Linked DNA regions of Homo sapiens: region 2 is linked to region 1. Evidence: chromatin loops called from intact Hi-C (ENCODE). Cell type or tissue: endothelial cell of umbilical vein. All regions are shown on one strand. Each heading gives the region's core, and the rest is flanking DNA. Links, peaks and the distances in the headings are about the cores only.

Region 1 (8,337 bases), core at 61-8,060:
GGAAGAAAAGAAGAGGAACCAGTGTTTACCCAGGGCTTACTCAATGGCCAGATGTGGTGTAAGGTGCTTTGTATACATTACTTCATTTAATCTTTACATCAGAAGTATGAGGCAGGTGCTATTATCCTCATTTTACAGATGAGGAAATTGAAGGGCAAAGCAATTAAGTCACTGCACAAGGTCACACCGGGAATAGAGCTGCCAAGATACAACCTTGGGATTTTCTCAGATATCACACCACCTCTTACCCAGGATATATTTTTTTTCAGTGTTACTAAGGTGGCAGAATTCAGTTTTTGGCATATGTGCAGGATTTGGCTGGTGCATGCTGGGTTTTGACTTTGTGCCATGATTTTGTACGATCATTTCCCCTGTGGTCCCTCCTATAGCACATGCCCTGACCTAGCACTTCCTGGACATCAGCTTTGAGAATGTTTGAGAACTTTCCAGGCTGATGAACTTGTGCTGTTTTCTGAAGGAACAAGAGCATGTTTTAGCCTCACGTGGAAGTTTTCTGGTTGCATGCCTAGGTTTGGTTGAATTGGAAAGAGTGAATAAAATGGATCCTCGTATATAGCCTTGATCTCTGCATTGGTCTTGGAAAAGAAATGACTTTGGTACAGTAACTGTGGGTAGCACTGCCTGTAAAACCTGTGATGTTAGGGCCTCTGTTCACACCCTCTAATCTCTAAACCCAGGCCAATATCCTTAGGAACCAAGCCAACTGTCCTTGGTCCATGCTGTTTTTGTCCCATCTTCCACCTGCTCAACCCCAGAGTGCATTTCTCCTTCTTTCTGCAATCCTGAGTCTAAACGTTGTTCATACCTCCGCTCCAGATCATTTCCTCCATTAAGCCTCTCCCAGCCAGCTTTCCTTTTCTGAATTCCTGCAGCCAGTTTGCTCATATGATGCTCTTGCCAGCTCCCTGATTCTGGGTCTGTGTATTATCTCTTTAACTGACTGTAGCCTCTTAGAGTGAGGAGTGCAGTCTTCCTTCTGACCCCATGGTGCCTGGCATAGTGCTGGGCATGCAGTGGGGGCATCAATTATTGATTGAGATCTACCTTTCAGATTCCTGCTCTCAGAAAATGGAGTAGAATGGAAGGGCTGTCTGTCTCTAAATGATAACAGCACATAAACTCCTGGATGGAAATATACCAACATTCACAGGGGATATTTCTGGGTACCGAGCTTATTGGTGGGTTTCATTTCTTCTTTGAACTTTTGGTATTGTCCAAATTTTCTACAATGAACATTTATATTTTACTTCTTACAAAAAGAGTATTTTATAAAAGTGCATATTACTTTTAAGAGAAAGGACAGTGCCTTTTTTCCATCCCCATTTCTATCTCCTTGATGCCCATGGAGATATGATTTTTCGATTTAACCATGTGCTTCAAGATCAGGAATCTAGATTTCTCTTTAGCCCTGCTATTGACTTTTTAATTTTTAATTTTTTAATTTTTTGTAGAGATAGAGTCTCATTTTGCTGCCCAGGTTGGTTTCAAACTCTGGGCTCAATGATCTCCCACCTCAGCCTCCTAAAGTGCTGAGATTACTGACTTTCTGAGCGCCTCTTAAAACTCTCATTGCTTTGGTGTCTCCATCTGTAAACCTGACCAAGTGATAAAGGAATTCTTATATCTGCCCTTTTCCAGAACTGTAAGGCATTTGATGAGGAAATGTTGCAAAATCACTTTAAAATAATCTGATAAATGTTTACAGACCCAAGTTATTTGGCTGTGCATGCCCCAGATTTCTATGCACCCCATTCTCTGTGCAACTCAGTTTTCTAAAGCACTTTTTGTTGGAAACTCAGCTCTTTGTTTAGAATATTTTAGCCTCAAGAGTACTGTCTTAAAGAATATTGGAAGACATATGGGATTTCTGCTGAAAAGTACCATACTAGGACTGTATACTGGGAGGCAGAATAGTGCTGTGGCTAAAAGTATAGGCTTTGGACTCAGTGTCCCTTGTCCTGAGAATGTTTGAGAACTTTCTGGGCTGATGAACTTGTGCTGTTTTCTGAAGGAGCAAGAGCATATTTTAGCCTCACGTGGCAGTTTTCTGGTTGTATCCCTAGGTTTGCTTGTATTGGAAGGAGCGAATAAAATGGGGCCAGGTGCGGCGGCTCATGCCTGTAATCCCAGCACTTTGGGAAGCTGAGGTGGGAGGATCACCTGAGGTCAGGAATTCGAGACTAGCCTGGCCAAGATGGTGAAACTCTATCTCTACTAAAAATGCAAAATTAACTGGGTGTGGTGGTGGGCACCCATAATCCCAGCTACTCAGGAGGCCGAGGCTGGAGAATCACTTGAACCCAGGAGGTGGAGGCTGCAGTGAGCCGAGATTGCACCACTGCATTCCAGCCTGGATGACGGAGGGGGACTCTGTCTCAAGAAAAGAAAAAAAAGCGTCCTCTTATATAGCCTTGATCTTTACATTGGTCTTGGGGAAAAAAAAAGACTTCGATACAGTAACTGTAAGTGGTACTGGCTGCAAAACCTGTGATGTTAGGACCTGCTAACGGAAGTTAACTTTGGCCATGATGTTTAATCTCACTCAGCCTCAGTCTTCCCATCTGCAAAATAAGGACATTAAAAGCAATTGCCTAAAGAGACAATGTCTAAAAGTTTTAGTATAGTGCCTAGCCATGCTCAGGGGCTTAGTAAATTTCAGGTACATTTCTAGAACCCAGATCACCTTGCTAAAATGTAAAGTTTACCTCACTCCATGCTTCCGCAAATCTGCATTGTTTTCCACACTGAGTTTAGAATAAAACACAAATTCCTGAGCCTGGGCAAACAAACATAAACCTTCCCATCTTCAGTTCCCAAATGACACTTCCAGGCTCTGAAAAAGCTCTGAGTATCATTGTTCCTATAGTTCCCTCAGCTGAGAATGTTATTTTTCGATTCTCTGTCTTCGGAAATCCTTCCTAGCCTTCAGATGCCACCTTCTGTGTGGAGCCCTCCTTGATCTCCCAAGACAAAGCTAAGACACAGTGTTTCTTCTGAATGCCCATAACAATTTGGCCTGTGTTTCATTTAACCTTGTCCTACATTTCATTGTTTACACTCCCTTCTGGATTGCACACTCCTTAAGGAGTGGAAGGTTGTTGATTCGCTTTTGCATCCAGATAATGCCTAACAAAAGATAGGCAGCCTTTCATAAATGCTAGGCGTGCTTAGTATAATTCCTTCCTGATAGGAATCAGCAGCAGCTCTAATGCTTTTTAGCGGCAGCATGTTTGTAGAGCAGCTAAAGGGGAGGTTTGAGGAAGGACTGTGCCTGCTCTTTCCTTCTTTCTACCCCCAGTCCCCAGAAGCAGAGATAGAGTTCCTAGGTCTCCAGCTCTGCATGCTTGACTAGCCTCCCCTCGCAGCGTTTTTGCTGGAGAGGAAATAGAAATTGTTCCTGATTTAAGTGCATGCATCCCATCAGAGGCAGGCCAGGGCCCCTGCGTCTTATGAGTCAGCAGGCATTAAGCCAAGCTCATCTCTTCCCCTTACCTAAAAGCCCACAAAGCAGTAAACTCATTATCACTGCGCAGAGAATAATGAATAGGCCAAGGACAGATCAGTCTGGATTGTTGCCAGGGCTGCTTTTGTACGGAAACAGGCAGCGAGCCATTTTGCCTTCAATCGCTCGTTACTTACACTACTCACTGCCTGAACCAGAGACACCCACTTGACATTATGCAGTAGGTACCCCGAATACTGTTATCAAACAACTAGGTCTACTTGCCTGGCACAAAAATCCAAACACTGACATCGGGATTGCAGCGAGAGAAAGTGAGGCATTTATTGCCTGGCACCAAGCAAGGAGAATCAGGCAGCTCAGGCTGAAGACCCAAACTCCCCAAGAGCTTACAGGTAAGGATTTTTAAAGGCAGGAAGGCAGAGCTTACAGGCAAAATCATAAACCAATACAGGAAGGCTGGCCGGGCACAGTGGCTCATGCCTGTAATCCCAGTACTTTGGGAGGCCGAGAAGGGCGGATCACTTGAGGCCAGGAGTTCGAGACCAGCCTGGCCAATGTGTTGAAACCCCGTCTCCACTAAAAATACAAAATCAGCCGGGCATGGTGGCATGCATCTGTAATCCCAGCTATTTGGGAAGCTGAGGCAGGAGAATTGCTTGAACCTGGGAGGCGGAGGTTGCAGTGAGCCAAGATTGCAACACTGTACTCCAGCTTGGGTGAGAGTGAGACTCCATCTCAAAAACAAAAACAAAAAACTTGCAGGATATACATTGGTTTGACCTGTATAAAAGGTGAGACATCTTGAAGCAGGCACCCACAGGTCGTAGGTGGAGTCAAAGATTTGCTGATTTGTGATTGGTTAAGGAGGTGGAGCTTTGTCTAAACATTTGGGATCGGCAGAAAATAATGTTAGTTTTGGCTCTTGGGTGTGATCTCCTCCAGGCCCCTCAGAAAGAAATTTATCTTTTTTTTTTTTTAACTTCTTTTTTTTTTTAATTAATTAATTTATTTATTTTTATTGATCATTCTTGGGTGTTTCTCGCAGAGGGGGATTTGGCAGGGTCATAGGACAATAGTGGAGGGAAGGTCAGCAGATAAACAAGTGAACAAAGGTCTCTGGTTTTCCTAGGCAGAGGACCCTGCGGCCTTCCGCAGTGTTTGCGTCCCTGGGTACTTGAGATTAGGGAGTGGTAATGACTCTTAACGAGCATGCTGCCTTCAAGCATCTGTTTAACAAAGCACATCTTGCACCGCCCTTAATCCATTTAACCCTGAGTGGACTCAGCACATGTTTCAGAGAGCACAGGGTTGGGGGTAAGGTCACAGATCAACAGGATAAGAATTTTTCTTAGTACAGAACAAAATGAAAAGTCTCCCATGTCTACCTCTTTCTACACAGACACGGCAACCATCCGATTTCTCAATCTTTTCCCCACCTTTCCCCCCTTTCTATTCCACAAAACCGCCATTGTCATCATGGCCTGTTCTCAATGAGCTGTTGGGTAAACCTCCCAGACGGGGTGGTGGCCGGGCAGAGGGGCTCCTCACTTCCCAGTAGGGGCGACCGGGCAGAGGCGCCCCTCACCTCCCGGACGGGGCGGCTGGCCGGGCGGGGGGCTGACCCCCCCACCTCCCTCCCGGACGGGGCGGCTGGCCTGGCGGGGGCTGACCCCCACCTCCCTCCAGGACGGGGTGGCTGCTGGGCGGAGACGCTCCTCACTTCCCAGATGGGGCGGCTGCCGGGCGGAGGGGCTCCTCACTTCTCAGACGGGGCGGCTGCCGGGCGGAGGGGCTCCTCACTTCTCAGACGGGGCGGCTGCCGGGCGGAGGGTCTCCTCACTTCTCAGACGGGGCGGCCGGGCAGAGACGCTCCTCACCTCCTGGATGGGGTCGCGGCCGCGTAGAGGCGCTCCTCACATCCCAGACGGGCGGCGGGGCAGAGGCGCTCCCCACATCTCAGACGATGGGCGGCCGGGCAGAGACACTCCTCACTTCCTAGATGGGATGGCGGCCGGGAAGAGGCGCTCCTCACTTCCTAGATGGGATGGCGGCCGGGCAGAGATGCTCCTCACTTTCCAGACTGGGCAGCCAGGCAGAGGGGCTCCTCACGTCCCAGACGATGGGCGGCCAGGCAGAGACGCTCCTCACTTCCCAGACGGGGTGGCGGCCATGCAGAGGCTGCAATCTCAGCACTTTGGGAGGCCAAGGCAGGCGGCTGGGAGGTGGAGGTTGTAGCGAGCCGAGATCATGCCACTGCACTCCAGCCTGGGCACCATTGAGCACTGAGTGAACCAGACTCCGTCTGCAATCCCGGCACCTCCGGAGCCTCAGAAAGAAGTTTAGAACAGCGGTCGGAGTTCAGTCCTCAGTTCCCCCTTATCAGAGGTCTCTGTACCAGTGTACCCATTTAGTGGAGGTCCAAATTCTGAAAAACAACTCAAGAATATATGCTAAGGTGTTATCTTTAGTTTCTCTTGGGAACCAAATATTCGTGTGACTCTAACTTCCTTGGCTATTGTTTTAAGCTACTGTTACCGTCTTGCTTATCAAATTGCTCATTTACTTGTCAAGGCTAGCTAGGTGACTGTAAATTCCCTTGAAGGAACTCAAGATTTTATTTCCCTGCTTGGGGTTGGGGGTGGAGGAGGGTGCTGCAAGCCCTTAAGAGGGGTCCCTGCTCCGTCTCAATACTTGCCCAATAGCTCTGAGAATTCTTGCTAGTGGGGCATGTGAAAGGAACCTGTGCTCCCTCTGCCACGAGTCTCTGCTTCCACTGCCTTTCTGGCATCTACTCTGGGCTCTGCCTCTGCATATCTCGTTCCTTTTGCATAGCCTATGTACTTACTCAACTCCCATACAAACCCCTCAGTCTCCAGACTGCCACTGGTCATGGCTGTGCGTGTGGTGCAAGCTTTAATGAAGATTTGGGCACCGGTGTGTGTATGTGCACGCATGTGTGTGCATGAGTGTGTGTGCATGTGTGCATGTGTCTGTGCATGAGTGTGTGTGCGTATGAGTGTGTGCATGTGTGTGTGCGTGCATATGTGTGCATAAGTGTGTGTGCATTCATGTTTGTGCATGTGCATATGTGTTAATTTCCTAGGGCTGCCATAAAAAGTAACACAAACTGAGAGGCTTAAACAATAGAAATTTCTTGTCTCATTGTCTCACAGTTCTGGAAGCTAGACACCTGAGATGAAGGTGTCTGCAGGGCTATGCTGTTTCTAACAGGTGCTAGGGAAGGATCTGTTCCAGGTCTCCCCTCCAGCTTCTGGTAGTTTCTTGGCTTGTGGCAGCATCACTCCTGTCTTCATATGGCTGTCACCGTGTGAGTGTCTGTGTTCAGATTTCCTCCTTGTATAACCACAGTAACATTGGATTAGGGGTCTACCCTACTTCACTATGACCTCATCTTAATTAACTATATCTGCAATGACCCTATTTCCAAATAAGATCATATTCTCAGGCACTGCGGGTTAGGACTTTAGCATATGAATTTTCAGCGGACACAATTCAACCCATAATTGTGTGTTTGTATGTGTGCGCATGTGTGGTCATGGTTAGGGATGTTAGATTACAGAATAGAAGGGTAAAACACTTTGAACTGCATACTCAACCATCCCAGTTCTCAAAAGTCCTCAGCCTTTCTGTCCTCTGAGGGCGCATCCTGTGTCCTGCCTTCCCCACAGCCTCCTGCCATGCAGTGGGACACCTTCTGGCCCTCTTCTTGGGATTTTCCCTGCTTCTTCATGGCTCATTCAGCTCCAACTCCAAAAATCACTGTGCATTTCTGATATAAAAGTTTCACTATTTTCCTCCCCAGGCCAACCATCCAGGCCTGGTCTAGAGGGCCATCTTAATAACTAAAAAGTCCACTAGAGATGTTTCTAACAAAGACAGTTCTCTTGCTGAGGAGGAATTCTGTGGTCAGCTCTGATAGTAACACTTTTTTTCTCTTCCTTTCATCAGTTAAATGAAATTATTTATTAGCCTAAATGTTTTATGCACTAGTTTCTGTTATTTCTGGGTATATTTAAAAAACAATGCCTCCTGTACAAAATCAGAAAAAAACAGAAATGATAGTGAGGACAGGTTGTGCCTCATGGGCCAGGGATGGACAGCTTATTACCCCTCCTTCTACTGGAAACATACTAATAAATACGATAACTCTTTCCTGCCAGGCAAGGTCATGGTTTCAGAACCGTTCTCTATAGAGTTGACTCAGGCCATCGTTATGAGTTCATTAGAGCTGATATGAGAGATTAAGTCAATTTGCCATCACTGTTCTAGACATTCTGTGGAGGGAATTTTATGCTTCTGGTGATGACTTCTATTTGTGTTCATTAACAGTTGCTAGTGTTTGGAAATGAATATAGGGTGGACAATGTGATTTCTGTATTAGTCAGAATAGGCTGAGTCATGCAATGGTAAAAAATGACACCCAAATCTTGGTAGCTAACATGAATAAAGGTTGATTTCTTGCTCATAACACGTGTCCTTTCAGGATCACCTGAAGTTCTGCTCCATATCCCCTTCATTCAGGGACTCAGGCTGACGGAGCAGCCTCTACCTGGAATATTGCTGCTCTCGTAGCAGAGGGAGAGAGGACATGGGCGAACAATAAGCTGGCTCTTTAAAGCTTCTGCTTTTAAGTGAGCCAAGTCAATTCCACTCACATTTCATTGGCTAAGCAAAATGTCAATGCGGAGAGGAAGTATTAATTCTTCCTCAGAGAGGGGCAGCAACAGCATTAAAACAGTTTACATCAGGTACCTAATTTTTGTTATTGATCTTAAATGTCCGAGAAATGAAGTGAAAGAAAATGGAGACCTTTTATATTAATTTTAATGGCT
Region 2 (8,337 bases), core at 38-8,037, 100 kb after region 1:
GTAGCATGGTAACTTCCCTGCCAGCTACTAAACCACAGCTGTACCATCTCCAACATCTAGATCTGAGCTCTGAGAGGGCTTCTTCCTGGGTAATTGATCTCAGACGTAGGGGTTGTGGCTGCTCATACCTGCCATTCTCAGATTCTTTGGCATTCTGTTTACTTTTAACTAGCCAACTCCTTGTTTCTCTGTTGCCCTGTTACAGTCAATAATTCTTTACATTAAACTTTTCCTGCTCAAAAAGAAAAAAATATATAGATAAAATTACCTATAATCCTACTCTCCTTGTGATAACCACTATTTACATCTTGGTTTATATGCTTTAAGTCTTTTTTTTTTTTTTTTGAGACAGGGTCTTGCTCTGTCACCCAGGCTGGAATGTAGTGGCGCCATCTCAGCTCACTGCAACTTCCGCCTCCTAGGTTCAAGTGATTCTCCTGCCTCAGCCTCCCCGGTAGCTGAGATTTTGGATGTGCGCCACCATGCCTGGCTCATTTTTTGTATTTTTAGTAGAGTTGGAGTTTCTCCATGTTGGTCAGGCTGGTCTCAAACTCCTGACCTCAGCCCACCTTGGCCTCCCAAAGTTCTGGGATTACAGGCATGAGCCACCGTGCCTGGCCGTACTTTAAGTCTTTTTTTCTTATGAATGTGTGTGCATTTATTGTGTATGTATGTAAATACATAGAAAAACACATATCTATATACATACATACTATTTTAAGAAAAGGTAAATCACATTATACAGTTTTGTGAGCTTTTCTGCATCAATATTTGGAATGGTTGCATAGCACTTCACTTGGTATATATACCTTAAATTGTTTATATTTCCTTCTAGTTTGGGATTATTTCCAATGTTATGTTATTATAAACAGTGCTCCATGAACATCTTTATGCCAGATCTCTCTTGTTCATTCCTCCATATCCACTTTCTACCCTTTTCCTTCTTTCTCTCGGCTCTACTCTTCTTCAGGGATTACATTAACTGGTTCCTTTGCCCTCTGACTTCCGGTCAGCTTCAGGCAATACCTCTCCCCAGCAGGAGATTGGAGGGAGGAGGGCGAGATCAGAGTGTCAGTCCCCTGGTTCTTTCCTTATGAGGGCTCCTAGAGCTGGCTGTACTCCTCGACTGAAGAGCACTCTTCTCAAGGTGGCCACCTCCATACAATACTTCCTTCCCAGTTCTCAGAACCCATCCCTTTCTTTTGGGCCTAAGGGTGGCAATAGCTTTGCTGCTGCTGCTAGCCCTGGGCACCTGCACTATCCCTTGCAGTTTTTCTACAACTCCTCCACATCTTTATGAATGAACACCACTCTAATTATCTTGGTTTGAATGTGCTAGTTATTTTCTGACTGATACAACCATTGCACCTAAATGTTTATGTATGTCTTTAATTATCTTCTTCAAGTAAATTTCTAGATGGAGAATTTGCTTGAACATTGGGTACACTTGTTTTTAAGATGTGTAACACATGCATTGGCATTCATTTTAGATGGACTGTCTATAGTCTTGGTGATACAGAGAGTCACCCTTAAAAAATGTGCCTGGGCTGGGGGCAGTGGCTCATGTCTGTAATCCCAGCACTTTGGGAGGCTGAGGCGGGCAGATCACGAGGTCAGGAGATCAAGACCATCCTGGCTAACACGGTGAAACCCCGTCTCTGCTAAAAATACAAAAACAAAATTAGCTGGGCGTGGTGGTGGGCACCTGTAGTCCCAGCTACTGGGGAGGCTGAGGCAAGAGAATGGCGTGAACCCGGGAAGGGGAGCTTACAGTGAGCCAAGATTGCACCACTGCACTCCAGCCTGGGTGACAGAGCGAGACTGTTTCAAGAAAAAAAAAAAGTAACTGTTCTCTGTAGCCAACCAGATGAGACTATACCTAAACATTTAGTGAGGATGAAGAAATTGGCAGGAATGCAGCCTACCATTTACTTTGATCCTTGAAAATTTCTGGAAAGCTCTAATATTGCTGAGCTTTTTAATAAACCTATTTTGTGACGGAGTATTACTGGGATTCAGTTAGAAATTGGACTAAAGAAAGGAAATCTAATCAGTTGATGTTGGTTTATAGGGTGAATAAGTAAGACTTCCACATGTCAGTTGTTATCTAGGCTTCAGAGCTATCATTCATCAAATTTCTAACACAGGTAGCCATGTTCCCAAATTTGTCTTTAGTTTTCAATTTAAGGAGAGAAAGTCTTGATGAAGATTTCTTATATTTGAGCTTTTCTAAGACAGTGAAAAATTTAAAGCAGGTGTGGCAACTATGAATGTTTTCTGCGAACTTGGGAGGTACATGAAATATTGCACCTTTTATAGGTTGAACAACATCAATTTGATGTTTTTGCATGTCAAAAATTGTCAGATATCAGCAATTTTATATGCTTTACCCTAGTGATTTTCTCTAAATCAATTTAATTCCATTTTGAACTTTTATCTTACCATATTGGCATAAAGTTAAGCTTAGTCATTTGCAAGATTTCTCCATACCTCCACCTTCTTCTGTCCCTATTCTCCCTTCAACCTCCCCCTTGCGTGGAAATACCTCAAAGTTCCAGATAGAAGAGGATTAGGGGAAGGGGCCAACATCTGCTTGAATTCACACTGTCTCTTTCACTGACCCCTGTCTGCCTCTGTTCTTTCTGTGCTGTTCTGGGAGCATGGGAGCCTCAAGACAGGCTGCCTAAGGATCAGCACTGGTCAGTGGTTTCTTCTCTGGGGTCTTACTGCCTCCATAATAAGTACAACCAAGAGTGCAAAAGGATTTCCAGATGACCATGCCAAAGCTTACCGTAAAGCAAATGGATCACTGTACATAATGCCCAGAATATCATAGGCACTCAGTAAGTATTGATTAAAGGAATAAATAAATGATCTGAAGTGGTCAATCTAAGCACAATAAGCAGTGAGTGGAAAAATAGCAATAGCAAACACTCATAGGGCTTTTAATGTGACAGGCATTGTTCTACATGCTTTACATACATTAACTCATGCAGTCCCCAAAATGACTCTTGGAGGTATGAAACAGAGCAGAGCTAAAGTAACTTCTCAGGTTGCTGGAAGGCCCCTGTAGTCTGACTCAAGAGCCTGTATTATATTTAAGCACTAGTTCATATGGCAGCTCAGACATAGACTCAAGGATGATTTCTAACTTCGTAGACAAAGAGCTGGGCCTTAGATGTCCTTAGATATTGCAAGTTGACTTCACACAAGGTTTCACCAGCGGCATTTATCCATGGTGCTTAAGAGCACTAACAAATTCCAGGCAACATCCTGGCATGCAGCCAGCCCACTGGCATTCCTGTCTGGCACACTTTGCAGGACTGGTCATGTGAGAAAGACAGCTAACAGCAACAATTGCTGGGTGATGAATAGCCAGAAGGAGGGCAGCTTGAAGCATGACAGGGACAAGGAATGCAATCAGGAAAGGCTGACCTGGAACTTGGAGCGGGGGTAAGTTAGGCTGTGATGGATGGAAGGCAGCAGCTGCATGTACAGCATGCTGGCAGGCACAGTCTGAGAAACACTGCTTAATTTGAATCGAATGGGCAGCTTAAGAGGCAGAGAGGCAAGCAGTGACCAAAGCCACAAACCGAAACACAAACCTTTCATTAATCTTTCCAACCATACTCACACTCTTGGCAACACAACTTTTCAATGAGTTGAACATAACTCATTGTTGTTCCGCATCATTTTTAATTAATTATTTTATTTATTTATTTTTGAGACAGAGTCTCGCTCTGTCGCCCAGGCTAGAGTGTAGTGGCATGATCTCGGCTCACTGCAACCTCTGCCTCCCAGGTTCAAGCAATTCTTCTGCCTCAGCCTCCTGAGTAGCTGGGACTACAGGCGTTCGCCACCACGCCTGGCTAATTTTTGTATTTTTTTTTAGTAGAGATGGGGTTTCATCATGTTGGCCAGGCTGGTCTTGAACTCCTGACCTCAAATGATCCACCCGCCTTGGCTTCCCAAAGTGCTGGGATTACAGGCATGAGCCACCATGCCCGGCCTGCATCATTTTTCCATATGATACAGGGCTGTGGGTCCAGGACCATGCCTTATGAGACTTACTATAAAAACAGGGAGGAACTGGCAGAAGAGGCTTCAAGCTAAGATCTAATGAGAACATCTGAGCCAATCTCTGGACAAAGGTTCCTATTTAACTTTTTGAAATGAAAGTTCTGGAGTACACCGAGGTGCTCATGAGTAGGCACAGAGTATTGTTGGTTCTCCTTTATTTCACATCTCAAAGTCATGGGCTCCTTCTCTTATTTTCCTCTCTCCCCACTGTGCTTGTGGCTTTTGCATCTCAGCCTGGGTGAGAGCTCTGGGATTCTGGTGGCCAGGAGACTCAACCCGGCAGAAACAGATCTGTAACCGTCAGTGTGATGCTGGGTTTTATGTTGTTGTGGATCCATTTGCCCATCTTGCAAGAGGAAGACACTTTGTGGGTCAGTGACTTTTGATTCCAGTGACTTTTGATTCTCCACAAATGAGATGTAAAAGTGATGATTAAAGGTAAGAAGAAGAATCTTATTCAACTTTAAAACTTCCTAAGGATCTTCATAAAGTCAATCTCTGAAACAAAAGTGTAATTCAACTCATAGTAGCTTCACATTTACAAAAGCAATTCCAGATCCAAGTGTAAAAGATTTGTAATTTCCTTTCTAAATAAGGTCATATGAGCTCTTAGATGATTTACTATGGGTCTAGTAATTTATATAATCATACCACTGTAGACCTGGAAGAAATTTCAGAGATGATCTAGTAAAATCCTTTGGTTTAGAAAAGATGATAATGGATAGAGGGATTAATGGACTCATCCAACGTCACGCATCTGAGGAGCGGAAAAAACCAGTGATGCGGGAACATCTTTCCCCAGTTCCTAGTTGCAGCTGACCATACTCCTGGTCCCTTTCTGTCCCTGGGGTGTCAAAGTGACTTGCCCTGGCTTGCTTGCTTCAGCTTTATCTCCTTCCTCTTCCCCTCCAGGGACTCTGCCTCTAAGGATGATGTCTGCCTTGGCCTGCCATGCCTGGAATTCCAATTCATCTTTACTGGTTCTAAAGGTGATACTTTGGCCTCAGTGTGCTTCACATTTGCTTTTTATTTCTCAAATTGTTCAGAATCCAGGCTGGGAAGAGGAATGCTATAATGAGGTTCCCCTAGAGACTTCAATACCTCACGGAGTCTTTACTCCCAAATCTCCTTTCATTACAATTCACTGCTCTCTGCAAAGCTTCAGAAGGAAAATAGCAGAGGTCGTCCTATCAGAGTATAAGCAGAATTTGTCTTCTTTCTTCTTCATATTCCCTTCAGTGTCACATGAAGCTAAGTGCATAGTTGTAACTCAATCTACTTATTGAATGGAACAAGCCCAGTTCTGGAAAACTTTCTTTAAAATGCAAGTTTTTTGGCTGAGCACAGTGGCTCACACCTGTAATCCCAGCACTTTGGGAGGCTGAGGCTGGCGGATTACTTGAGGTCAGGAGTTCAAGACCAGCCTGGCTAACATGGTGAAACTCCATCTCTACTAAGATTACAAAAATTAGCTGGGCGTGGTGGCATGTGCCTGTAATCCCAGCTACTCGGGAGGCTGAGGCATGAGAATTGCTTGAACCCAGAAAGCGGAGGTTGCAGTGAGCTGAGATCACACCATAGCACTTCAGCCTGGCAACAGAGCGAGACTCTTTCTAGAAAAAAAAGCAAGTTTTAAAAGTAGAGAACAATGAAGAGAAGATGTTTTGTGAGCATTAACCACATGATTATGATAGCTGCATTCTCTCGTAAATCTATTTCACTTACTCTTTGCAATAGCCCTGAGTGGTAACTTTCATTCCCCTCCTTTTTACATATGAGGAACTTGAGTTCCAGAGATGTCAGCAAAGCGGCCCAAGGTTGTACAACAATTGGGCTCAGAGCTTGGTTTTGAGCCCTGGTAGGTCAGATTCCTGTGCATTTTATACAGCACCTGGCTGATTCCAGTAAAGGAGAGCCCAGGCTCTGTTATGAAGATGAGATGCATTTCACTCAGCTGCTTGCTACAGTGCTCGTCTGTACTTGATGGCGGCCTGGTGTCTGTTCTCTCTTTCTCTGGTAACATTACTCCAGTTTTCCTTTGGGCAATAACCTCTTTCCCACTTTTAGTCCATATGACACAGAAGGGAGCTGACCCCATCACTGGCTTCAGGAGTACGTATGTAGTTGGAGCCTCAGAAACTGACATAGTCCTTCCTCCTAAAACCACAGTGGTTTTTCAGAGGTCGGCATGTGACCAAAGCTCAACCAAATTCAAATCAACCCCAGACTTTTGCTAGAACTATTGGAAAGAGATCTCCCCCTTTAGCTAGGGTTACTAATCTCATAGGGTGAAAGCCTAAATCTATTGGTGGAAACTCCCAAAGAAAGCCTTCCAGAGAATGACGCTGACAGAGGAAAGCAGGGCCATGGGTGGGAGCAAGAGTGAGGGATTCCTGAGTCTCTGGATCTTGCTGTGCCTGAAGCCAAACTCTCCTTGGACTTTTCTGTGACATCAAGCAATAAATTAGTCCCTTCTTTGTTCAAGGAATTTGAGTTTTGTTTCTGTCATCGCTGAGACAGTCCTTCCTTGGTTCTACTGTAAATGGACATTTGACTAATATTAAGTGGCATAGTTATTCACTCTAAGCTTTACTTTTGTTTATTCTGTTAGTCAAGAATACACTACCTAAGGTCTCCTTTTTAATTACACAATATGGGTTGAAAATTTGTTTGACCTGGGGGAGTAAATTCTAGTCAATTAAACTATTTACTGAACACTCACTATGTTCAAGAAACTACTAAGTCATGGAGAGAAAAAAAGATGAACATGACTGTTTTAGGGCACAGGTAGGTCATTGAGCCCAATCGGATGACCATGAATTAATACTGCAGCAGCTGATTCCAATTAAGTAGTAGACTCCCCCACCCACCAAGCTCTGTTCCGAAGGTGAGATGCAGTTTATTTAGTTGCATGCTGTGGTACTCACCTGTTGTTCTGGGAAGGCTTGCATCCATTTCCTCTTCTTTTGGTGATGGTGCCCCAGGCATAAATCAATTTGTCTCTATAGGCAAATCAATAGAGACAGAAAGTAGATTAGTCATTTCCAAGTAAGGAGACTGGGGTAAAATGAGGATTGACTGCTAATAGGTATGAGATTTCTTTTTGTGATGATAAAAATATTCATAAATTGTGGTGATGGTTGCACAACTCATACTAAAATCATTGGATTGTACACTTCAAAAGGGGTGAATTGTATGGTTTGTGAATTATATCTCAATTAAGCACACATGTGTGTAGTAGTCTCATTGTCTGTGGAGGATACAATTCAAGACTTCCAGTGGACACCTGAAACTGCAAATAGTATTAAACCCTATATATACAGCTGACCCTTCAACAATGTGAAGGGTAGAGGTGCCCATTCCCCTGCACAGTCAAAAATCCACATATGGTCAGGCACGGTGGCTCACACCTGTAATCCTAGCACTTTGGGAGGCCAAGGCAGGTGGATCACCTGAGGTCAGGAGTTCGAGACCAGCCTGACCAAGATGAAACCCCATTTCTACTAAAAATACAAAAATTAACTGGGCGTGGTGGTGTGTGCCTACTGTAATCCTAGCTATTTGGAAGGCTGAGGCAGGAGAATCGCTTGAACCCAGGAGGCGGAGGTTGTAGTGAGCCGAGATTGCACCACTACACTCCAGCCTGGGTGACAGAGCGAGACTCTGTCTCAAAAAAAAAAAAAAAAATATATATATATATATATATATACACACACACACACACATATAACTTGACTCCTCTAAAATTTAACTTACTGATAACATGAACTACCTATTAAGATGCATTGTTTTAGGTTTATATATATATATTATATACTGTATTCTTAGTAAGTTAGAGAAAAAATGTTATTAAGAAAATCACAAAAACTGGAAAATATATTTACTATTCATTAAGTGGTAATGGATCATAAAAGAAGTCTTCACCCTCACCTTCTTCATATTGAGTAGGCTAAGGAGGAAGGGGAGGAGGATGAGAAGGGGTTGGTCTTGCTGTCTGAGGGGTGTGGGAGGCAGAAGAAAATCCACGTGTAAGTGGACCCATACATTTCAAACCCATGTTGTTCGAGGGTCAACCAAACTATGTTTTTTCAATCTATTAACCAAGATAGCTACTAAGTGACGAACAGGTGAGGAGTGTATGTGGTGTGGATATGCTGGACAAAGAGATGATTCACATCTTGGGTGAGATGAAGCTGGATGGCATGAGATTTCATAATGCTACTTAGAATGGGGCATGCAATTTAAAACTTATGAATT

What was found. Hi-C counts contacts between places; a loop is a spot of excess contacts. Peaks named below come from ENCODE experiments on the same cell type or tissue, not always from the same donor. Only the 100,000 strongest peaks of a DNase experiment are listed, where the experiment ranks them.
Region 2: it touches region 1 in a loop (13-fold over the local background); 9 of 110 quality-filtered maps call a loop at or near these places.

What each region holds. Positions count from the first base shown.
Region 1 is chr14:55,451,224-55,459,560 of GRCh38, forward strand. No RefSeq gene overlaps it. Among named protein-coding and RNA genes, the nearest start is that of TBPL2, 15 kb to the left of the region's middle. In endothelial cell of umbilical vein, for the core only: no CTCF peak of the experiment used is centred there; DNase peaks (open chromatin) are centred at 408, 3,528 and 7,828; H3K27ac peaks cover 846 bases.
Region 2 is chr14:55,554,082-55,562,418 of GRCh38, forward strand. No RefSeq gene overlaps it. Among named protein-coding and RNA genes, the nearest start is that of KTN1-AS1, 22 kb to the right of the region's middle. In endothelial cell of umbilical vein, for the core only: no CTCF peak of the experiment used is centred there; a DNase peak (open chromatin) is centred at 3,300.